2 separate regions of the Homo sapiens genome follow, and region 2 is linked to region 1. Evidence: chromatin loops called from intact Hi-C (ENCODE). Cell type or tissue: heart right ventricle. All regions are shown on one strand. Each heading gives the region's core, and the rest is flanking DNA. Links, peaks and the distances in the headings are about the cores only.

Evidence for each region. Peaks named below come from ENCODE experiments on the same cell type or tissue, not always from the same donor. Only the 100,000 strongest peaks of a DNase experiment are listed, where the experiment ranks them.
Region 2: it touches region 1 in a loop (2.4-fold over the local background); 5 of 110 quality-filtered maps call a loop at or near these places.

What each region holds. Positions count from the first base shown.
Region 1 is chr2:235,590,522-235,602,317 of GRCh38, forward strand. The region is part of intron 1 of AGAP1 (ArfGAP with GTPase domain, ankyrin repeat and PH domain 1); the gene reads left to right. Among named protein-coding and RNA genes, the nearest start is that of TNRC17, 78 kb to the left of the region's middle. RefSeq lists enhancers at 4,964-5,258, 6,257-7,109. In heart right ventricle, for the core only: CTCF peaks have their summits at 3,724 (motif pointing left), 3,932, 5,082 (motif pointing right) and 5,289; a DNase peak (open chromatin) is centred at 5,090.
Region 2 is chr2:235,256,561-235,268,356 of GRCh38, forward strand. No RefSeq gene overlaps it. Among named protein-coding and RNA genes, the nearest start is that of AGAP1, 230 kb to the right of the region's middle. RefSeq lists enhancers at 7,065-7,359, 7,085-7,379. In heart right ventricle, for the core only: no CTCF peak of the experiment used is centred there; a DNase peak (open chromatin) is centred at 7,231; H3K27ac peaks cover 2,937 bases; H3K27me3 peaks cover 3,347 bases.

The DNA.
Region 1 (11,796 bases), core at 1,665-9,664:
AGGGCTTCTGGGGGTCACCAGCAATGCCTTTCACTGCCCTCTCCACCACAACCTGCTTTTCGAATTTAAAGATAACAGAACCTGCCAGGATAGGCCACTCATTTTTGTTTTTGTTTCTGTTTTTTTTGTTTTGTTTTGTTTTAATGTGTGTGTGTGTGTGTGTGCGTGTGCGTGTGTGTGTGTGTGTGTGTGCATTTTTTTTTTTTTTTTTTTTTTTGAGGCGGAGTCTTGCTCTGTCGCCCAGGCTGGAGTGCAGTGGTGTGATCTCGGCTCACTGCAAGCTCTACCTCCCGGGTTCATGCCATTCTCCTGCCTCAGCCTCCCAAGTAGCTGGGACTACAGGCACCTGCCACTACGCCCGGCTAATTTTTTTGTATTTTTAGTAGAGACGGGGTTTCACCATGTTAGCCAGGATGGTCTCGATCTCCTGACCTCGTGATCCGCCTGTCTCGGCCTCCCAAAGTGCTGGGATTACAGGCGTGAGCCACCGCCCGGCCTATATTTTTAATTTTTTGAGACAGTCTCGCTCTGTTGCCCAGGCTGGAGTGCAGTGGGGCGATCTCGGTTCACTGCAACCTCTGCCTTCCGGGTTCAAGCAATTTTCGTGCCTCAGCCTCCCGAGTAGCTGGGATTACAGGCACCCACCAGCATGCCCAGCTAATTTTTGCATTTTTAGTAGAGATGGGGTTTTGCCATGTTGGCCAGGCTGGTCTTGAACTCCTGGACTCAGGTGATGCATCCGCCTCAGCCTCCCAAACTGTTGGGACTGCAGGCGTGAGCCACTGCGCCCAGCCCTGTTTTTTAAGTTATGTAAACAGCAACGGGAATGAATTGACTGAACGAGGGGGAGTGGAGTGGGAAGCAATGTGCTGCCCGGGTCTTGGTGTGAAACGCAGTGGCCCTGGGCAGAATGCACAACAAAGGCGCACGGATTTGGGTTTAGAGGCTTAATCCCTCCTTCTCTTGGTGTGATGTTGACTCCACAGAGGCAAATGTGCCCCAGGCTGCAGTCAACTGTTTGACCTCGAGTTTGGGATAAGCATACGGCCTCTTCAGCCTGATGTCACTGATGTGGTTTGGATGATTTTCTCCTCCAAATCTCACTTCGAAATGTGATCCCCAGTGTTGGAAGCGAGGCCTAGTGCAGGTGCTTGGGTCATGGGGGTGAATCCTTCATGAATGTCTAGCACCATCCCCTTGGCGATGAGTGAATTCTTGCTCTGATAGTTCATGAGAGGTCTGTTTTGTTTTGTTTTTAATTTTCCTTTACACAACAGTATACAGTATTAGGTGCCAAGAGACCTGGTTGTTTAAAAGAGCCTGCCCCCACCCCCACCCCCCACCACTTCTCTCTTGCTCCTCTCTTGCCATGTGACATGCCTGCTCCCCCTTCGTCTTCCCACATGATTGGAAGTTCTGGGAGGCCCTTAGCAAGAGCAGATGCTGCTACCAGCTTCCTGTATAGCCTTCAGGACCATGAGCCAAAATAAACCTCTTTTCTTTATAAATTACCCAGCCTCAGGCATTCCTTTATAGCAACGCAAGAACAGACTCACACAGTCATACATTGAAGTGGCGCTGGTTCCCAGGGGCCCAGGCTTGCCTGGACAGCGCCCTGTGGCCAGGAAGACCTGGGGAGGGAGGGTGGCTGGAGGCCAGGAGCTGTGCTAGGTATCCCTGCTCTGCAGCCAAGGAGGCTCCTCCTCCACTGCCCTGGCCACCTGGATGCTGCATTTAATTCTGGGCACCACGCGCCAGAAGGAGGAGTAGATGAGCCATGTTCTGGGGGGCAGTGAGCAGGATGGTGAAGGAGGAGTAGATGAGCCATGTTCTGGGGGGCAGTGAGCAGGATGGTGAAGGAGGAGTAGATGAGCCATGTTCTGGGGGGCAGTGAGCAGGATGGTGAAGGAGCTTAGAACCACGAGAGGACCCCGCTTTTCCAGGGTTTTGGAGGGCAGGGCTCCAGGAGAGGCTCATTTAGGGCTGACTCCGGGCTTGCGGCTTGTGGCATGAGCTCTTGGAGGTTCTCCCTAAGGAGTCAGCCAATCAGGCCTTCCTTTCTTGTGGTTTTGAGCAGATTCCAAGCTGGCTTCACGGGAGGGGTGTTGAACAGGAGTAGCTATATCAGAGTCAAGGCAGGGAGGGGAGACCTCAGTACTGCTGGATGTCGCACATGGAGATATGGGCGCATCTTAGTTATGGTGTCAGTCCCAAAGCCTGTATCTGGCCGAGGTTGCTTGGGGACGTGATGGCTAAAGCTGTGCCCTTGCAGGGTGAGAGTGCGGGGTGGCTGCTCGTCTGGAGAAGAGAGCACCCCTTGGGAAATGGAAGATGGAGGTGGGGATCAGCTGCTGCACAGTTTCCAGGAACACTGGTGTCTCAGGGAGACACCTGGCATCTCAAAATAAGGAGAGGCTGTCTGACAGCTTCAGTTAAGGATGATCGGTGGCTGGGACGGTGGCCGGGAGGGCTGCTGAGCTTCTGAAATGAGCGTTAGGTGACCCTGACCTGCTGAAGGCCCCTGTTCACCTGACCAGGTGAGAGATGGCTCGGAAGTGAGGGAGAGGGGAGAGGGATGCAGGTTGTGGGCCTGTAATCCTTATTGATATCAGCCACCCTCAACCTGAGATGTAAATTGGAATCACCTGTGGCTCTCAAGCTGGCATTCAGACGGGCAGCTTTTCCTGAGCCCTCAAGGAGATTCTGTCTTGCAGCACGTGGGTAACAAGTGGATTGGGTAAATAGGCTCTTCCCTGGAGGGATGGTGTTAACGCAGAGACCCGAGACTGAGCTTAGGAAACAAAAGTGGAACAGAACAACCTCCTGATTTCAAAAGCAAAGGCTTAAAATTTATTTCAGAATGAGTTACAGTGATATTAGTATGTTTTTTTGGGTGGGGAGGACAGAATCTAATTTTAGTTGTTTTAGATTATGGTACTTTTTCCTGCTTGATTTACATGTTAAATGTTTCTGATGAACTGTTAAAATCTTCGAGGTTTTTGCTTCATTTAAACAAATGATGCCTGCCAACTCTACAACTTAAATATGTTTTCCGTGTATATAGATATATACTTAAATATATCTACTGTGTGTTTTGGCTTTGAGGTTTTCAAAAATGTGTATTCAAATCGTGTAGCGCTACAGCTAATTCAGTAATAAGGACTAGGCTTAGTGGCTCCTTTCTGTAATCCCAGCACTTTGGGAGGCCAAGGTGGGAGGACTGTATGAGGCCAGGAGTTCAAGACCAGCCCGGGCAACATAGTGAGACCCACATCTCTAAAAACAAAAAATACAAAAATTAGCTGGGCATGATGGTGAGCATCTGTAGTCCCAGCTGCTTGGGAGGCTGAGGTAGGAGGATCACTTGAGCCCCGGAGTTCAAGGCTACAGTGAGCCATGATTGTGTCACTGAACTCCAGCCTGGGGGACAGAGCAAGCAAGACCCTGTCTCAAAAGGAAAAAGAAGAGAAGGAAAAAAAATCAATCAAATTCTAAGGTGAATTTGAGAGTATACATAAGTTTAATGAAGATTTTTATTTAGTAATAATCATAGGTGCACATGTAGTAAGGATAGTTTTCAAGCGGTGTTAAGGAAGTGGAGATTGAGATGTTAAATAGCATCTGATAGGCGTTTGCTTTTCAAATAGACTTAGTACTTCAGCTTCTTACTCTAGAGACAGAATACAGTTCTTACATGGCTTTTAAGATGCTGCCCCCTTCTGGTGACTAGGAAGATTATAATATCTGTAGCAAATAGGCATTCTGGGGTTTTTTTTTTTTCATATTTAAATATTAGTTTTATTACTGAACCTGAAAAACAAAATGAGGATCAGAGGTAGCGTCTCCTCCTCTGTACTCTCCTTTCTTCCTTGAGAGGAGGAATAACTTTCTGTCTCTTGCTGTTCTTTGTAAATGAGTTTCCTTTTGGCTTTCTTTCTTCTGTCCTTCCTTCCTCTGATGGGTAGAGCATCTCTGTGGGCCAGGTACTGTGTTCAGCATTTCATGAGATTTATCAATTTTAAAGAAGAATTGACAATATGATGCGGAGTTTTCCAGATTGCTGTTTGTTTTGAGAGGGAGTCTTGCTCTGTTACCCAGGCTGGTGTGCAGTGATGTGATCTCGGCTCGCTGCAACCTCCATCTTCCGGGTTCAAGCAATTCTGCCTTGGCGTCCCAAGTAGCAGGGATTACAGATGCATGCCACCACACCCAGCTAAATTTTTTGTATTTTTAGTAGGGATGGGGTCTCACCATGTTGACCAGGCTGGTCTTGGACTCCTGGCCTCAAGTGATCCACCTGCCTCGGCCTCCCAGAGTGCTGGGATTACAGGCGTGAGCCACTGCGCCCGGCCCAGATTGCTGTTTTTTTTTTTTTTTTTTTTTTTATGATGTAAAAGTATCAACATATTTTTTAAAGAAAGTTTCATCTGCTGCTATCTAGAGGAGGTAGCTGGAACCAGAGCACCAGGCTGGCACTGGCAAGGAGGAGAGGGCACCTCCCGGCATGTGGACGGAATGACCCAGGTGAGGCGGGTGTGGCGCCAGAGGGGCCTGTTGCAGACCTGAAGAACTCCAGTGTGTTTTGCAGAAAGGGAGTTTCAGAGAATAAGGGGCAGCCTTGACTCAGACGGCTTGGGAGAGGAGTAAGTGCAGCCCAGCCTCCAGGGGAAGGGGAGGAAAACTGAAGGTTTGTAAGGGATCTGGCCAGCATGGTCTTGATGCCTGGAAACAGCTCCTGGGCTTCTCACCAGTATTGGGAGCTGACTCTTAGAAAGGCAGCCTTCCTGGGGAGCACACCCTCGAGGGGCCGGAAACCGTGAAACTGACCAGAAGCACATAGGTCCAGTGGGCACTGAAATACATTCTCAGGAAGGAAGTGTAGCTGAAGTCCAGAACTCAGCTTACTCTCACTCCTGGGCCTGCTGCTGCCTTAATGTGCCTGCTCCTGTGTTTTTGTTCTGATAAACACGTATAGCACTTTCAATTATGCTGTTACTTACAGCTAAGTAAAGCAGTACTAGGTGGATTTGTCAGTGCCACTTCCTACAAAGTGAAGGCTGGATTTTTGGGGGACTCATTTCCAGCAGCCACCAGCAGGTGGAGGGAGTGAGATGCGTAAACAAACTGTCCCTCATGCTTGGTGTTTGGGCAGATGCATTGCTAAAGCGTGCTCACTAATAAATCCCCTGCTGATATGGCACAAATATTTATAGCCGATGATTGATGTGAAATTAACAAAAACTAGCAGTTGACAGCGATATGAGGTGGCAAAGGCTATTTGGGAAAGTTTCCGTTGTCTTTGAAAATTAAGAAAAATTATACGTTTACTTGCCTTGCTAAGAACTGTTTAAGAATAAATCAACATAAACTAGGGCAGCTTCTTAAACTATGATGGAGAAGCACAAGGTCAAAGTGTTTCGTCTCAGAATGAAGCAGTAATGTATTACTTTGCGTACTGTGTACAGGGGCCGGCAGATGTTTCTGATGTTATGAAGCTATGCTCCTGGAAGTGGTTGTGAAAATCGCAGCCCTGTGAATTGTGTGCCCTAAGAGCCAGCTGTGCTCCTAACAGTGATGCCGTCTTTCCATGGAAATCACCCATAAGCACAGCCTTCAGTCTAACTTCATGTCAAGTCTAAGTGGCACAGCTATCCATGAACACTGTAAACATTCCCAGCTCCATCTAAGGTGATTAAACGGAGTCAGAACCCGGCCATGGATGTGTATTCACTGTTATTTAACAGATGCTCAAACTAGACAGGTGGGACTGTCCAGATGCCTGTGGGGCACTACAGAGTTTTGAGGAAATAGAGTCTCAGACTGGAGCCCCAAGGACCTTGAGGACAGGAGTCTACCTGGGGAGGGGCATCCCAGAGACTTACTCCAGCTGCTTAACTCCGGTGTGCCTGGAGTCACCTTGGGACCTTGTTACCTGCAGATTTGGATTCAGCAAGGCAAGGTGGACCTGAGAGTCTGTGTTTCTGGTGAGCCACAGGTAGCACCCCGGCTGCTGGTCCCTGGTCTGGGGAAAGGCAGGCAGAGTTGGAGAGACCCTTCCCGGGTTCCTGGTTGCAGGTGCTGTGTCATCGTATGGCTGTATTTGAGGGGATTGTGTAAGAAGATGTTGTTAAATTTATTTTTAGAATAATAGACTTTTAGATAGAAGAGAAACCTCGGAGGTCAATCAGCTTTCACTCTTCCTCTCTTGTGCCCCAGTCCTAGTGATGAGAAAAGCAATGATGTTTCCCAAGGCCGGGGCTGTCGACTGAATTGTGTCCCTGCAACCCCGTGTGATGGTATTAGGAGGTGGGTCTGTGGGAGGTATCAGGTCATGGGAGTGGACCCCTTGTGGTGGCACGAATGCCCCTCAGGAGCGCTTGCTCTGTACCCTATGAGGACATCATGAGGAGATATGGCTTCTGCAGGAAGAGGCCTCACCAGGAACCAAATTGACCAGTACCTTGAACTTGGACTTCCAGCTGCCAGAACTGTGAGAGGTAAACGTGTGTTGTTGAAGTGCCTCTGCCGGTGGTCTTTGTGATAGCAGCCCCAGCCGACTCATCACAGCCAGATTAAGGGAGATCAAAAGAGTTAAGGTTCCAGACTCCAGCTCCTGAGTTCTTCTATGTGGAAAGATGCCCCTTCAACCACCAAGGCCAGGGATGCCCTGTGGTTCAGCGTTGTCACCCTTGTTGCCCGCCTCCAGGGCAGAGCTGGGGGCACTGGAGGTGCTCAGGACGTGTGGAGCAGAATTGGGAGTGAATGTTGTGTGCTCAGGGCCACCTCCACTCTGCAAGCACAGCTCCCAGAGATGAGGACGGGGCTTGCTTTGTCCTCTGCCACACACAGCCCTTCATGCAAGGCCTTGGCCCCTCCAGGGCCACACACCTTGGCCACCCAGCAAGCACCCCTTGCTTGGCCAGTCTTTCCGTCACTTCCTTTCCTTTTTCCCTGTCTCCTGAGCTTCAGACTAGTTGACCCTAAGGGGTGTCTCCAGCTGTAAATAACTGTCCAGACTGCTTGTAAAGGAAAACATTGCAACCACCTTACTGCACAATTGATACTATTATTATTTTAGGGTTACCCAAAAATGTGCAGCACGCCCTCGAATGACATGGATTTGTTCTAACGTTGGTGATGAAAAAAATGGATTCCCGCTGGGGCCCTGTCTGTGTGGAGCGTGCACGCGCTCCCGTGTTTCCTGTGTGTGGAGCGTGCACGCGCTCCCGTGTTTCCTTTGTGTGGAGCGTGCACGCGCTCCCGTGTTTCCTTTGTGTGGAGCGTGCACGCGCTCCCGTGTTTCCTTTGTGTGGAGCGTGCACGCGCTCCCGTGTTTCCTTTGTGTGGAGCGTGCACGCGCTCCCGTGTTTCCTTTGTGTGGAGCGTGCACGCGCTCCCGTGTTTCCTGTGTGGAGCGTGCACGCGCTCCCGTTTCCTTTGTGTGGAGCGTGCACGCGCTCCCGTGTTTCCTGTGTGGAGCGTGCACGCGCTCCCGTGTTTCCTTTGTGTGGAGCGTGCACGCGCTCCCGTGTTTCCTTTGGGTGGAGCGTGCACGCGCTCCCGTGTTTCCTTTGTGTGGAGCGTGCACGCCCTCCCATGTTTCCTTTGGGTCTTCCGGTTTCCGTCGACGTCCCAAAGCTGTGCACATTAGGTGACTGGCGTGTCTACAGCATCCCAGTCTGAGTGAGTTTGGGCATGTGTGAGTGGCCCCGCGATGGAACAGCGCCCTGGTTCCTGCCTGCCCCCACTGAGCTGCTGGGACAGGCTCCCACCACCCTGAACTGGAATAATTGGGTAAATAATTATCTTACTTATTTTTACATGTATGTAAGCTCACGTTTATTGCAGTGTTTAATATTAGAAGGGCTTTGGTCTTTATTTAGAAGTTTGGTGATGTTTTTGTGACCAGAAATAAGCCATAGGAGCTTAACTCTTGTTTATATCAAATTACCCTATGGGAAACTTGGTTGCATTGTATGTCGTTTCGTTTAAAGTTGCTGTTTCCAGGAACCTATTGGTGATGTGAAGTGAGGACTTACTGGATGACGTGAAACTAATTTTAACTTTCTTTTACTCATCATCCTGGGATTATTCAAGTATAAACTCAGAATTGCCAAATTAAATGCAAAGATATGAAAAGGAGCCGCTTATGCTAAATGTACAGATGATGCGTTTTTGCTGTAACGGAGTCGTCCCTCCGGGTGCTGACTGTGCCACTCAGCATGGTGGCCCAGGGCTGTGTGTTTGGTGCACAGTGGGACGTCTTAGTCCCACTACCTCAGCCAGACTCCTGGCAAAGTCTTTATTTTTTAAGATAATTTATTTTTAGATTTTATTCAAAATGAAAACCCATTTAAAAAGCACATGAGAAATGAGTTCTTTATTCACTCATCTAAATATTTAGGGCTGTGGATGGGCTCAGCTGCTTTAAATATTTGGCTGGGCAGATGAGTGGGAGCCTGTCTTCCTCTTGTTGACATTTGCGTCTGTGGTGGTGTACACAGATGAGCTCACTGCTGTCCTCGGAGCAGGTAGGAATGTATTTATTTACTCGCATGCCTTCAGATGCTTGCAGTAAGTCCATTTGAGATGCTGCTTCTATTTTTCCTTGTGGAGAACTTACTTGACGCCAACAAAGAAATTTCTAGCTGCTTGTAGAAGACACCCCAGGGTACGCAGCCAGTCCCTTCCACGAATGCTGCGAGAACCCACACAGCTGTTCATTTCGGTGGCCGAGGGCCTGTGGGCTGCAGTACGTTTACACTGTGTGTTGGGGGGGTGGCAGTGTGCTTTCTTCCTGCCCCAATTTTGCCCAGGAGGAGTCTGGTGATGGAGAAGGTGTGGCGGGCAGCAAGGAGGCTGGGGAAGTGGATGCTGCAGGGTGAGCTCTGGGCGACCCAGGAGGAAGTATTTGCATGAATTAGCCACACGCAGAGGGCAGTTATGTGTGATGTGGGAAATGACTGCAAAGCTATCTTACTCTTTATTCCATAGCCACAAAAATAAGTTTATAAAAAGCCCCCACCAAGTCAGGATTTGTCCAGAATGGTCACTCTGCTTTGGAGAACTGCGGATCCCCTGCCATGGCCCATGTGGCTCCGGAAGTTCCTGGGAGTGGCTCGTAGAGCCTGTTTTCATCCTTCAGAGGAATCCTGCAGTCCACTTGCCCAGCGTCACTTCCTCCAGTGCCCTTTCTGGGTCCCACGTGATTCTACCTGATCGCTGGCTCTCTAGGGCTTTTCCCCTCCAGGTTCAGAGAGAGCGCCTGCCCCAGGGCTGGGAAGATGAGCAGGGATCCTGGGATGTGATGGCACGGTCAGTCGCCCCTGGTGGAGGCAATGCTGGTACCCACGACGTGGAGCCCTGAAGGATGAGGAAAATAATTTCTGAGAAACTGACTCAGGGAAGTGCCTGTGTTCAGGGCGGAGGTTCCACTGTGATTTGAAAACAGGCGATTCTTCCAGACAACTTTAAAGATGAGTAGGTGCAAACTGCAGCCACAGTAAACTTCAGGGTGTCAACTTCAGGGGAATATAAACAGCCTCCAGGGAGCCCCTCTCTCCATCCCAGCCTTTCTTCCTCTCTCGTAACTGTTATTTACTCAGTAATTACAGGTTCAAGTCCCTTGTCCAAAATCCAAAAAGCCGACACTGGAAATATTCTGTAGCTCATCTGGCAGCAGGGCCAGAGCTGATGATCTAATTCGGATGATTTATGGCCTCTGTTTACCCCACAGACGATCAGTGTGCCTGCTTCCAGGGGGCTGCTCCTAAGGGAGGTGCTGGCACTACCTTTTCAGCCTGCATGGACTGTGCTGGAAACACTCAGTAGCAACTCAGGCTCAGGGAGCCCTCACCTGAAGCCCTCCTCTTACCCACCCTCTGCCCTATAGACCCCCATACTCCTGTAGATACCCCCTCATTACAGACCCCCACCATCCCCGCTGGATTAGGGTTCTCTAGAGGGATGGAACCAATAGGCCAGATATGTAATAAAGGGGAGTTTATTAAGGAGTATTAACTCACAGGATCACAAGGTCCCACAATAGGCTGGCTGCAAGCTGAGGAGCAAGGAAGCCAGTCCCAGGCCGAAAGCTGAAGAACTTGGAGCCTGATGTTCGAGGGCAGGAAGCATCCAGCACAGGACAAAGATACAGGCTGGGAGGCTAAGCCAGTCTTGCCTGTTCATGTTTTTCTGCCTGCTTTATATTTGCTGGCAGCTGATTAAATGATGCCCACCCAGATTGAGGGTGGGTCTGCCTTCCCCAGCCCGTTGACTCAAATGTTAATCTCCTTTGGCAGCGCCCTCACAGACACACCCAGGATCAATACTTTGCATCTTTCAATCCAGTCAGGTTGACACTCAGTATTAACCAGCATACCCACCATTGTTTCACCTGCAGCCTCCCCCATCTCAGCTGGTGCTCACTTTATTTTTACTGCTTGTTGTTCTGGCCCCAGATCTCAGAGTCCTGGTAACGCCTCTCCTCTTCTCACTGCCTTCAGTATCCAGCCAAGCTGGGAAACGCCACTGCCACAGTACCTGCAGGGTCCAGCCAGCTCCCCACCTCCACTGGATGCCACTGTGTTAGCTTGGGCTGCCACGACAGAGACCACAGAGTGGGTGGCTTAACAGAAGTGTATTTGCTCAGTTTGTAGAAGTTGAAAGTCCAAGGTCAAGGTGGCGTTTCTGGTGGGGCCCCTCTTTCTGGCTTGCAGATAGTTCCTCCTTACTGTGTCCTCTCTGTGCTTGGGGGTGGGGAGAGAGGCGAGAAGGGAAGGAGAAAGAGATGGAGACAGGTTTGCTGTCTCTTCCTCTTGTTATAAGAACACCAGTTGTATTAGTCTGTTGTCGTGCTGCTAATAAGCACATACCTGAGACTGGGTAATTTATAAAGGAAAGAAGTTTAACGGACTCACAGTTCTACATGGCTGGGGAGGCCTCACAGTCATGGCGGAAGGTGAATGAGGAGCAAAGTTACATCTAACATGGGGGCAGGCAAGAGAGCTTGCTCAGGCGAACTCCCGTTTATAAAACCATCAGATCTTGTGAGACTTATTTTCTACCACAGAACAGAATAGGGGAACCCACCCCCAAGATTCAGTAACCTCCCACTGGGTCCCTGGGAGCCACAATTCAAGATGAGATTTGGGTGGGGACACAGCCAAACCATATCACCAGTCCGTGGAGCCAGGTGTGGTGGCTCACACTTGTAATCTCAGTGCTGAGGCGGGAGGATCACTGGAGGCCAGGAGTTTAAGACCAGCCTGGGCAACCTCTTTTAAAGTTAATTACTTCCCAGCAGGCCCTGTTTTTCTGGTACAGTCACACTGGAGGTTCAACACAATCCAGCCACCACATCACCCAGGTCACTGCAGTAACCTCTTAGCGGGCCTCCGTGCCCCATCCCAAAAGGTCCATTCTCAAAGGAGACTCCAGGGTGACCCCTAAAACCCAAGTCCAATCACATTACTCCTGGGCCTCACACCTGCAGCAGCTCTCCAAAATTCTCAGGATAAACACCGATGTCCTTACTATGACCTCCAGGGCCGCAGAGCAGGCACTGGCAAACTGCTGCCACCTGCTTCTGTATGGCTTTCTAGCTCAGCACAGTTTCTGTGGTTTTAAGTAGTTGGGGGAAAAAATCAAAAGCATAACTTGTGGTGCATGACAATGATATGAAATTCATATTTCAGCGAGCACAAATAAAGCCGTGTTGGGTCATAGCCATGCCTGTTTGCTCAAATGTTATCTGTGGCTGCTTTCATGTGACATCAGCAGAATTCACTGGTTGTG
Region 2 (11,796 bases), core at 2,631-10,630, 330 kb before region 1:
CCTGACATCGTGATTCACCTGCCTCAGCCTCCCAAGGTGAATACCCAATTTACAGGAATAGTCACTTATGCTCTAGTCTGGCTTAGTCAAAAAACAGGGCCGAGGAAGCAATCTAGATATGCCTTTGTCTCCCATGAGCAGAGGGATGACTTTGAGTTCCATCAGTCCTTTCTCCACAAGGAATTTCCTTGTGGGCAAATTGTGAGGGAGGTTGTAGCTTCTTGATCTTTGTAGCTACCTTCTTTAGAAACAGAATGGGAGACAGGTTTGCCTGATGCAGTTCCCAGCTTGACTTTTCCCTTTGGCTTAGTGATTTGGGGATCCAGGCATTTATTTTTCTTTTACACTTCCTAGGGGTGGGAACATGAGTCCCACTCTCTTGGGGTTCCAAGGCTTCCCTGCACATCAACCCCCCATGCAGGAGAGCTGGCCCCACTCAGCACCTTCCACACTCCCTGCTACCTCCCCACAGCCCCTGCTGGGCTCTCCTCAGTCCATGGGCTGTCCCATGGGTGGGCAAGAGCACCGAGGTGCTGGTAAACATTTAACAATCAGTGTCCCAAAAACAGTATGCATATATACACACTGCATATGGTTATTATAAACTTTACTAATACAAGAAATGCGTAACACAGTTTACAAATCATCAAATATATGATACTCTTTATTATAAGTTCTATAAAAAAAGAGTATTAAATAAAAGTCAATTGACTGACAAGATGCTATCTCAATTTTTGGTGAACTCTTGTATCCATAGCCAAGCTATGGTTCAATTCACAAACAAGTGTAGTTTTGAAACAAATGTTGGTTGGCTGGGCATGGTGGCTCACACCTGTAATCCCAGCACTTTGGGAGGCTGAGGCAAGTGGATCACTTGAAGCCAGGAGTTCAAGACCAGCCTGGCCAACCTGGTGAGATCCCATCTCTATTAAAAAAAAAATACAAAAAAAAAAAAATTAACCAGGCATGGCGGCACATACCTGTAATCTCAGCTACTCAGGAGGCCAAGGCACAAGAATCGCTTGAACCCAGGAGGTGGAGGTTGCAGTAAGCTGAGATCACACCACTGCACTCTAGCCTTGGTGACAGAGTGAGACTCTATCTCAAAAAAAAAATAAATGTTGGTTGATATTTTCCCTCATGTTAAAGCATCAGACAAAAAGAAAGCAATGAAGCTGTGTTTTGAAACCTAACTTGTTTGTCAGTAGCCTGAGCACCCTTTCTGCTGAGTCAGATAATACTTTTAAACACTGCAAAAATATTTCCTCAATTGTTTGTGCTACTTATAATGACTATGGGCATGCCACATTTTCTAATTTAATCTTCACTATTAACATTAACTCCTTTAATTTATTAAGTCTAGACCAGCAGTCCCCAACCTTTTTGCCGCCAGGGACCAGTTTTATGGAAGACAATTTTTCCACAGCCCGGCAGCTGGGGGAATGGTTTCAGGATGAAACTGTTCCACCTCAGATCATCAGGCATTAGATTCTCATGAGGAGCACACAACCTAGATCCTTCGAATATGCAGTTCACAATAGGGTTCCCGCCCCTATGAGAATCTAATGCTGCTGCTGATCTGACAGAAGGCAGAGCTCAGACAATAATGAGAGAAATGGGGAGCAGCTGTAAATACAGATGAAGCTTCGCTCACTCTCCCACCCACAAAGACGGGTACTGGTCTGTGGCCCAGGTATTGGGGACCCCTGGTCTAGATAATCAACAAAACAGTAAATTAAGCTCTGGTTTGTAGCATTTGACAATTGCCATGATGTAAATGCTCCCACATGACTGGTATCAGGGTTGCAACCTGACAGCAGTAAACGTGCAGCTGAGAAGAGAAGCATGGTCACACACCATTACGTAGCATTGCTACCGTGGGGCTAGGTAATATCCATCATTAGGCATCAATAATAATAAAATGTGGTGAGATAATTAGAAAATGAGTTTTGTGCATTTATCATCTTTCCTTTGAATATGATTCGTTTTATTGTAAATTTACATAATTTAATTGTTAATCCTGGCTATACTTAACAACTGGCTCACAATATTCCTGAAATTTTCACAGTTGGCTCTCATGAGCCCATGCAAACCAGATCCAGCACCACTGGATGAAGGGCCTGAATGAGACGCATGCTGGTATGCAGCCCTGCCCACGCCCCTTCTCCAGGCACTGGTCCTGTCCACAGCCCTGCTACCAACAGGGCCTGAGGGCATACTGGGGCCTTGCGATGCCCCATCCAGAGCTGATTGGATCAGGTAGAACACACATGATCTAAGAGGACCCGTCCATGGACAGACTGAATCAGAGTCTCTGTTCCTCTGGATTAGAACAAAGATGCAGAGAAAGTGGCCAGCAGGTAGCAGAATAGCAAAGACACCTGGAATGAAACTGAGTTTGTTGATGATAAATGCCAGCCCTGGAAGGAAGTGTCACAGATGATCTTTGCTGAAGTCTAAAACAGCAAAGATCACCACACCTTAGAGTAAATAGCCACCCCATTCATTTCGACTAACCTGATATTGCCTGTACACAATTGTAGACAAGAGCAAGATGCTTCCACCTTCCTTGAGGAACGCCCATGGCATGGTCCTGATGGAAACGATCGTCAGTTTGATTGACATGTGGGTCCTGTGTCTTATTCTAAGGATCATACACAAAGAGTGATTGTACACACTTAGCAGTGACTGAAATAGATGCAACTCAAGGATAGGGTCAGTGAGGAGTCAACGAGACCATGTCCCTACAGAAAGCCTTCAGCGAAACGCTAGTGAACTATCAGGAAAAGCAGGCCCACAAAGATTCATTCAATTGCTGAAAATGTGAGCCAGGTTAATTTCAGGTTGCCCACATGTTTCTTTTGTTTGGTAGCAGAAAGTGTACAGCATGCCAATCCCAGCCCTGATGGAGAGAGGACATTTGGCCTTGGTGTCGTTTGATCGAATGAATAAATCTAGAGCCAGTTTTGTGCAAATCAAAAAGAGGTGAATGTTTTTATGTATTTGCTTCCTGAAACTGCTTTCTTTGTACTAATTTAACTGAAGGGAACTATACCATCCCAGGTCAGAGAAATTATCTGAATAGAAAGAAAATATAGGTCTGTGTTGACTTTCATAAGATACATATCTGTTTCCTTTTCTGTAAAATGAAGATACCTCCCAGGGATGTTGTCAGGCTCATATAAGATCCTGGGTCCATTCATTCATTCAGTCATTCACTCATTCAATATACTGATGTAGCAAAAAAGCCCTTTTAAGGTGCTGGGATCCTTTCAAGGGTATGAAAACATTCTGTAAACTACAAAGCATGACGCCTATACAAGTCACTGTTCCTTCTCATTGTTTTACATGCAGGCAGTTTATAAAGAGCATGATTAGAGAATAAAAGACAGTTTAGAAGTTAATTGTACAACATTGCATGAATCCATGACCCAGGATCTAAGGGAAAATATGCCTGGTTTGAAAGCAGCTCAGTCTGAGGCAGGGCCCTTCCTTGAGCCCCCACACTGAAGGTCTTGAGTCTTAAAACGTCAACATAAGCACTTTCCAAATGCTTGCCATCCTAAGGCTAATGTATGAGAAAAACCAAGATTTGCTTTGGAAAAAAAGGTTGATGAATTGAACGAGATGCTAATTCTAGATAAAACCTGCAGCTATCTTTAATGACGGCAGATGTGAAATCTCAGAGAATAAGCCCAACAAAAGCCAAAATGAAGATCCTTTGACAGTCTGTGTATCTATGTAAGAAATTACAAATATATCTACTAAATTGCTAAATAAGGCTAAGGCTACACAGCACACTTTAAGATCCAAGCACGTATTTAATTTCAGATCCGTGAGTTTTCTATTCATCCATATTTTAATCTTTTAGAACTCCTGAGAAAACGAAGTAAACATGTTCTTTTAAAAATAAATTCTGGGCCGGGCGCGATGGCTCACGCCTGTAATCCCAGCACTTTGGGAGGCCGAGGCGGGCGGATCACGAGGTCAGGAGATCGAGACCATCCTGGCTAACACAGTGAAACCCCATCTCCACTAAAAATACAAAAAATTAGCCGGGCATGGTGGCAGGCGCCTGTAGTCCCAGCTCCTTGGGAGGCTGAGGCAGGAGAATGGCATGAACCCGGGAGGCGGAGCTTGCAGTGAGCCGAGATCGTGCCACTGCACTCCAGCCTGGGTGACAGAGCGAGACTCTGTCTCAAATAAATAAATAAATTCTGAAGTTTGAAAATAAAAGCAGATCATTTTCTTTGGGTAAAGAACGACAGTTTCTAAGATATTGAAATTTAAACTTTGGAATCATAGTTTTAAAGAGCAGAGAATCAAACAAAATATGAGTGAAAGAAAAGTGCTTTGAAATGTAAATTATATTCCAATATTAATTTGCTAGTATCACTCACTTATTTACTTGTCAGAATAACTTTTCCAAGGAGGAGACTTTCATGTCGGATTGTGACTTACAACAATGTCCAGTTTGATGTATTGGTGGAATCAATATGACAGAATCAGCAAAGGTAAAGTCCATGATTTAATCATGCCACAGCTTGGTGAGTAAATTCACTCACCTGTGACATGCATAATTTACAACTGCAAGTTTAATAACTGTAGTTCTCCGCATCAAGCACTTTAACAACAATTTCTAACAGCAAGCAATTTCTATGATATTCCTACACAGCCTGGAGTTTACTAACCAGCTCTCCTTTGAAAATAAGTATTCATGCAAACACCAAAATCCTGCGGGAAATTTCCCCACCCCTTTTGTTAAACAGACTCAGAAACTTTGATGGCAACACAGAGAACACGTACATATTTAATTTAAATGTTATAGTTTATATTTATAAATATTCTCTCACCTCTCTTATTTTCCTAAACCAGGGGATGTTGTTAACCAAAGGCTTCACATTCTCGAAAGCATTTGTGAATGTCCTGAGGTGCTTCTCTTTGAGTTGTGTTGAAACTTACGGCCTAGGTTTATACAACTTCTAGACGAAGGCTCAATTACGATATTCGAGGCAGGTAAGTCTTATCCCCTATACAATCTTATGATGCTGGTGTCCAAGCCATTGGAATAGCTTGGTGTGATGAGCCTGACCTGCCTGAGAGCCATTGAATCTACGACTGTGCCTCATAGACATTCACTTCCCTGGTTGCTCAACTGCTGTCTCCCCTTCCTTCCCCTCAATCTTCTCACATCTTGCTTTGTTTTGTCTTCCTTATCTCTACCCCACATTATATATGGCAGTATGCGAAAGCAGTGGACTCCAAACTCTCAGAGTCCTGGCTTAGTCAATGACTCTCTGGGTGGCCTCGAGGACCTTTTGTTTGGGTCTCATTATTTGCTGTAGCTCCGGTCTATAAAGTCACTGTGAACACTGAACTCGTGCATACTGAACCATTGCTCCTAAGGAAAACACAAAGTTAGGTTCCTGTGAGCCTCTGGTTACAACACTTTCCTCAATACACAACCTTGTTTTGTGTGTGTTTCCGTGTAAAGACACCTCACTTAGTATAGATTATTGATTCATTAACGTTGAACTCACAGCCAGCAGAGTTACAATGAATGCCTGAGCAGGGTTTACCTAACACATGTGTTTTTTTCCCAAGACATGTAACAGCCTTCTTGTGCTATGAATATGGAAAGTTCTTCAGCACTACCCTTGGGGGCCATTTTAAAGAGCAAAATCACCAACTAAAAGGACGAAAATGTTAAAAACAGGGCACTCGATAGACTGAAAAGGACACTTGTTTCCCGTAGGAGAGCTGAAACAAGAAGACAGTGTTGCCTTAGCTGACCTTAGTTGGAAAATGTGCACGGGAAGATTCAAATTGATCACTGCCCTGTCCATGTCTACTGGTGATCACAAGAGTGCCGAGTGTTCACTTTAGGATCACACATAAATGTTAGCAAGTAAGGCCGACTCACAAATACAGAATTGGCAAATAATGAGGATCTACAGCTATATTTTGTTTCTCCTCTTTGGCCTCAGCCTTCTTATTTGCAAAATATATTAGAAGAGGAGAGACCAGGGTCCCCTAAACCATGTTCCAGGGACCCTGGAGATGCGCTCCCAGGAGCTGGGACACCCACTCCTTCCTTTCTTCGCATGGCAGCCCCTCCTTCTGTTGCAGAGCTGCTTTCTCCCACTTGAGGTGTGTGTTGCTGCTGAACATGGATCTGCTGCACACGTCACCAGCCAGAGGTGGGCATTTGATCAACTGGAGCCAATCTGTGAATCTTGTCTCCCTCTCCCACCTTGACACTAGCCCAAGGGGGCAGAAACGGCTGCAGAGGAGCCAAGAGGGACCCTGGGAAGGAAAGCCACTGTTGTTTTGTCTGGATGGTAGTGCAAGGACACTGTGAGCCTCGCACTGCTGTCTCCTGCCTGGGAATGACGCCATCATGGAGGAAAACAGAGCCAAGACATGGGGTGAGGGAGGAGAAGAGAGGAAGCAATGCAGGTTCATAATAGGGTCAGTTAACTCTTCAGTCTACTCAATGAATACCTTTAAAAGAATATGCGGGGCTGGGTGCAGTGGCTCAAAGCTGTAATCCCAGCACTTTGGGAGGCCAAGGTGGGAAGATTGCTTGAGCCCGGGAGTTAGAGACCAGTTTGAACAACATGGTGAAACCCTGTCTCTACAAAAATTACAAAAATTAGCTGGGCATGTGTGCCTAGAGTCCTAGCTACTCGGGAGGCTGGGGTGGGAGGATCCCCTGAGCCCGGGAGGTCAACGATACAGAGAGCTATGATTGCGCCACTGCACTCCAGCCCGGGCAACAGAACAAGACATTGTCTCAAAAAAAAAAAAAAAAAAAAAAAAAAGAATATTCCATTACTTTGAGATGGATTTCTACCACGTGGGGAAAGCAAAACACCCTATTTGCTCACAAAGGCTGGACAAGTTGGAACCCATGTAGATGATCTTTATGATTTCTCTTTATATTTTTACATTTCGCCTTTTTTCTCCCCATAGTCCTCCTCTCCTTTACCCGCTAACATGGGATTGCAATTGATTGTTCTTTACTTTTTAAACAGCCACACACAGCATCTATTTACCCAAGTGATTAAAAAAGAAAAACAATTCCATGGCTCTGCAGTGCAGTCAGGGAGGGCTCAGGAAAGGAGCAGGCGCCGCGTGGTGGGACAGCGTGATTCCAGCGCCTCGGCATGTCTCAAGGAACAGACGACTGTTGTTCGCCCTGGCTCGCTCTGACTCATCCTTCCTGTAACTCTCGCTCTTTTGATTCCCGCGTGGCATCCTCTGGGCTGTCTTTCTGATACAGAAGCCGCCGGATCTGGCACAGAGCTCAGCAGCTACTGTTCCCATAGACTCCCCTGGAGCTGTCATAAGACATGATTTATCGAGTGGAGAGCCGTCCCTCTCAAATCACTCCAGCATTTCTAAGCCAAAGACTTTTCCCCATCCACCAGGGCTGTGTGACATCATCTTTTTGACCTTCGGACCCGGAAGATCTGTGCTCATCCTCAGAAGATAGGCGTACTGGGTCTAACATTTACTTTCTCCTTTCTATTCTCTGACCTGCTTTTCACCAACGTAGAACAGGGGCTACCATCTGCTGAGCCTGTACTGTGTGTGTGTGGCAAGTTAGATATGTCAATTCAGTAAATTATCACGAACCACATAAAATGTAGGTATGTTTTTCAAGGTTTATAGATTAAGGTACTGAAACTCAGAGAGGTCAGGTGACTTGCCCAGGGTCACACAGCTAAAGATGACAGAGCTAGAATTGGAACCCAGTCCTGTCTGACTCCAAAGCACACAGGTTATCACTACTCCACAGGTGCCCTCTGCTGTGGACCACAGGGAGAACAATTGCTCCTTTGCTTTGAAGAAAGAGGAAGGAAAATTATTGTAGGTTTGCAAAGAGTTCATCTACATTTTTCCCCTCAAAGAGGGAGATTCCTTAACCCAAATCGTCCTCACTGTCACCCTGGCTCAGCTACTTGGCTTCCAGAGACACCAAAGTTAAGTGTGCACATTCTCAAATAGGTCTCCTGTTTTTATTTTGTGCAGCAGGCAGGGAGGGGAACTCTTGGCAAGGAGCCCTTCTTTGACAGTAGCCTGGGCAGAGAGAAGATCAAGGAGGGACGCGTGGGTATTAGAGTGGCAGGAACAAAGTCCACACCTGTGCCGCCCAACACAGCAGCCACTCACCCCGTAGGGCCGCTGGGCACTGGGAAGGGGGCACGTTCAAGCCAAGCTGTGTTGCCAGGGTAACGCACCCACCAGGTTCCAGAGATTGTGTATGAAAAAGAGAATGTAAAATATCTCCTCGATAAATTCTTTATATTGATTTTATGTTGAAATGATATGTTGAATATATCAAGCTAAATAAAAATAGCATTAAAATTAATTCCACCTGCACAGCAGGAGGTGCGTGGCGGGTCATCGAGCATGACCACCTGAGCTCCGCCTCCTGTCAGATCAGCAGCGCCATTAGTTTCTCACAGGAGCGCGAACCCTGTTGTGAACAGCACATATGAGGGATCTAGGTTGCATGCTCCTTAGGGGAATCTAAATAATGCCTGATGATCTGAGGTGGAACAGTTTCATCCCAAAACCATCCTTGTCCCCCTACCATCCATGGAAAAACTGTCTTCCATGAAACCGGTCTCTGGTTTCATGTAACCCTCTTACAGGATTACAAGCTGTGGGAAGGGAAAAATTCAGAAGAAAGAACCCTCAGGATAGAATAGTGTGCTTTTTATGAAATCCTTAACTATCCAGATGGGTACTAAATTTATAATACTCGTAACGCTGCTGTGATGAAGAATCTGTAGCAAGCTAGAAGGAAATATATGATTAACGTCAGAACCTAATTAAGGCTGTAAAATAATTGAATCAATGGCGTGGCCTGGAAGCCTGTGCTGGTATTCTCCAGCAGCCCCTGCAGGTCCAGCCTCCCTGTCTTCACCCTGAGTCTGCTTCAGCAGACAGCGTGGGCTTGGCCAGCTGGAGGCCCTGGCAGGAGATCAAAGGGCAGGAAGGGAGAGGGGCCAGCATGTCAACTCGCTTGGCCCTGCGTTGCTGGGCCAGGGGTTGGTATGGCTGCCTCCCCTCCCCATCCACTGTCAGATGGCCACTCCTAGAGCCACAGCTGGCTCTCCAAACCAATTCCTTCCATTCAGCCCAGGGAGCTTCATCACACCTTGCTGCCTTCCCTGAATCAGGCCCACTGTTCTCTCATTACTGATCTCAAAAAGTTGAGCGAGCCAGCCAGTCCCAGCCTATCCCCAGCATCACCCGCAGTGGACCCGAAGCCTAAGGTGAAAGTACACATTTTGCTGGTGAGGTAAGTTCAACCATGTCCCAAACAAACCAGAGAAAAAGCAAAGGCAAACCAAGAGCCCAGCAAGCATGGACTTCGGAGCAACCAGAGAGAGCCCCGTGCAGAGCCCAGGAGGGTGAGTGTGGGAAGAAGAAGGGCGGGTGCTTCTCGGCCTAGCACACCTGGGTCTCAGCTGCACCAGCTCTGGCCATCTGTGGGACCGTTTGCATGTGACCCACCTGCCCAGGCCTCATTTTCCTCATTTGTAGGATGGACAATGTCACCTGACACTGTTGGGAGAAGTGGCCCACGCATACCTGGCCCAGAGCAGAGAGATTGCTGAGGTCCACTTTACGGCTCATTGATGCCAATGGGCAGATAAGATAACCCTGGGGAACATTAGCCCTAGTGCTCCTTGGAGCCCAATCCTAGGAGTCAGGAGAAGCAGGTGGGAACATCAGCCCTGGCGCTCCTTGGTGCCCAATCCTAGGAGTCAGAAGAAGCAGGTGGGACCTGCTCCCTCCACCTCAGCTGGCCTCCCTCCCCACCCGGCACTAGAGCAGGGGCGAGCCATTGGGTATCCTCCCTTGCGCTCCCCAACCATCTCCTGGGGTGAGCTCAGGGAGCCTGCAGCTACTGGGACAGGGGCCCACTGGCACCTTGCTGGCCCCTACTGCCAGGCAGGGTACCATCAGCCAGCTCGCTCCTCCCAGGGAACTGCCTCTTCTCCAGCAGCCTGGAGTCCCCCACTTCCCAGCCCCATCGTCCTCATCCCAAGCCTGATCCCATTGTGTCCTGTGACTCCTTGTCCCTTGTTGGGCACCTGCATCTGTCCTCCCTCCTCAGCCTCCCATGCCCTCTGCATCCTGCACTCCTGCTGAACGAATGACCCAGGCCTCCACTTCCCATCAGAACATCCTCTGCAACACGTCCCTTACCGGCAGGCGTCACTCCCTGAGCTCACCATTTCCCTGCAGCCATGCTACGTGGCTGCTGCTTAATGTCTCAGAGGCCCCTTCTCTGAGACAGGGTTGAGACCTGGGGTTTGCACCCCCTCTGCCTTGACGCATCCAGCCCAGTATTCCTCCCACTTGCTCATGGCCAGATGAGGAAGGGAAGTGGCACCACTGGGCATTTGATTGAAAGCAGCAAAGACTCCATGACTCCCTTCCCACACTGCTGCCATTGGCTTGGTGGACTTTGACTGCAACCCTGCCAACAACCCCCGTTCTCCTGGCTTCCCTGAGCCTCTCACCTCTGATGACCTTCCCCACCTCATCTTTCACTCTCAACAGATGACCTCAACTCCTACTTTACAGAGAAGACAGAAACTAGGAGCTGGGACCTCCTTCACCTTCCTACTGCAAACCCACAGACCCCCCTGCATCTCCCCTCTGCTGCTTCCCCTTCCTTCCTTGTCACAGTGGAGGAGGCATCTGTGCTCTGGGATTGGCCTTCCCACCAGCCCTCCACCTTCCTGAGCTCACGCACCCAGTCTCCTCTCTCCTGTGTCTCCAGCCTTTCTCACTGCACTCTTTGCTCCATTGCTTTCATCAGCCTATTCTGCTCAAATTTCTCTGATCTTGAAACAAAGTTGGCCGTGGACCCAGTTCCTGCTCCAGCCCCAGCTATATTTCCTGTGTCTTCCCTTCCAACCTCTCCTGCCACAGCCAAGGCCTCTCCCCTCCATGAACTCTCCTCTCATAGTCCCCCAAATTCACCAAGTTTTCCAGCTCACGCCTTTCACATTTGCTCTTCCCTCTGCCTGAAATGCCCTCCCTGCTCCTCCTGTAGCTAGTGCCCTCCTTGACCTGTTCTCCCATGAATGCCTCCACCTCCTCCCAGCCCAGGCCAGGGTTCCCTGTGTCTCTCATCAAAACAGCATGGAGCCTGAATGTTCTGCTCTGCTGGACCCAAGTCCCCCAGCCTCCCAGGCCTCATCTGTCCCTTTAATATCCCAAGTGGCTCAAGCCTAGCCCATCCCATAGGAAGCTGTGGAGGGTCACCTGACTGTAGGGTATTGCCGGAGGCCCTCGCATGTCCTAAGCCCTCCAGGCTGCTCTCTGCTGTGGTCTCACTGCTGGGCATCACCTGAGATTCAGACACCTTCTCCCACCAGCCTGCCTCCAGCCCCCTGAAGCAACAGGAGGCTCAGAGCTGTTGAAGACAGATGAGAAACTCTTCAAATTGGACAACAGATCCCAGCATTCCAAAATGCCTTCCTTCCTCACTAAAGGAAATTCCTCATGCCCACGTCCATCTCTGCTTTGAGGACGCCTCCTTCCCCATCCCTCCTCTCCTCCCATCCTGGAGTCACCCCTCCTGCCTGCAAACTCCGATCTCCCCAAATGCAGGTGATTTTCACCCTTCCTTGTTCAAAGACAGGCACCTTCTGAGGTACTGGAAGATAGCATTTCAACATGTGAATTTCGGGGGATGCAATTCAGCCTAGAGCAGATATCCTCTCTTTCTCCACTGTGGCTTCAAGTACCAGTTGTGCCACT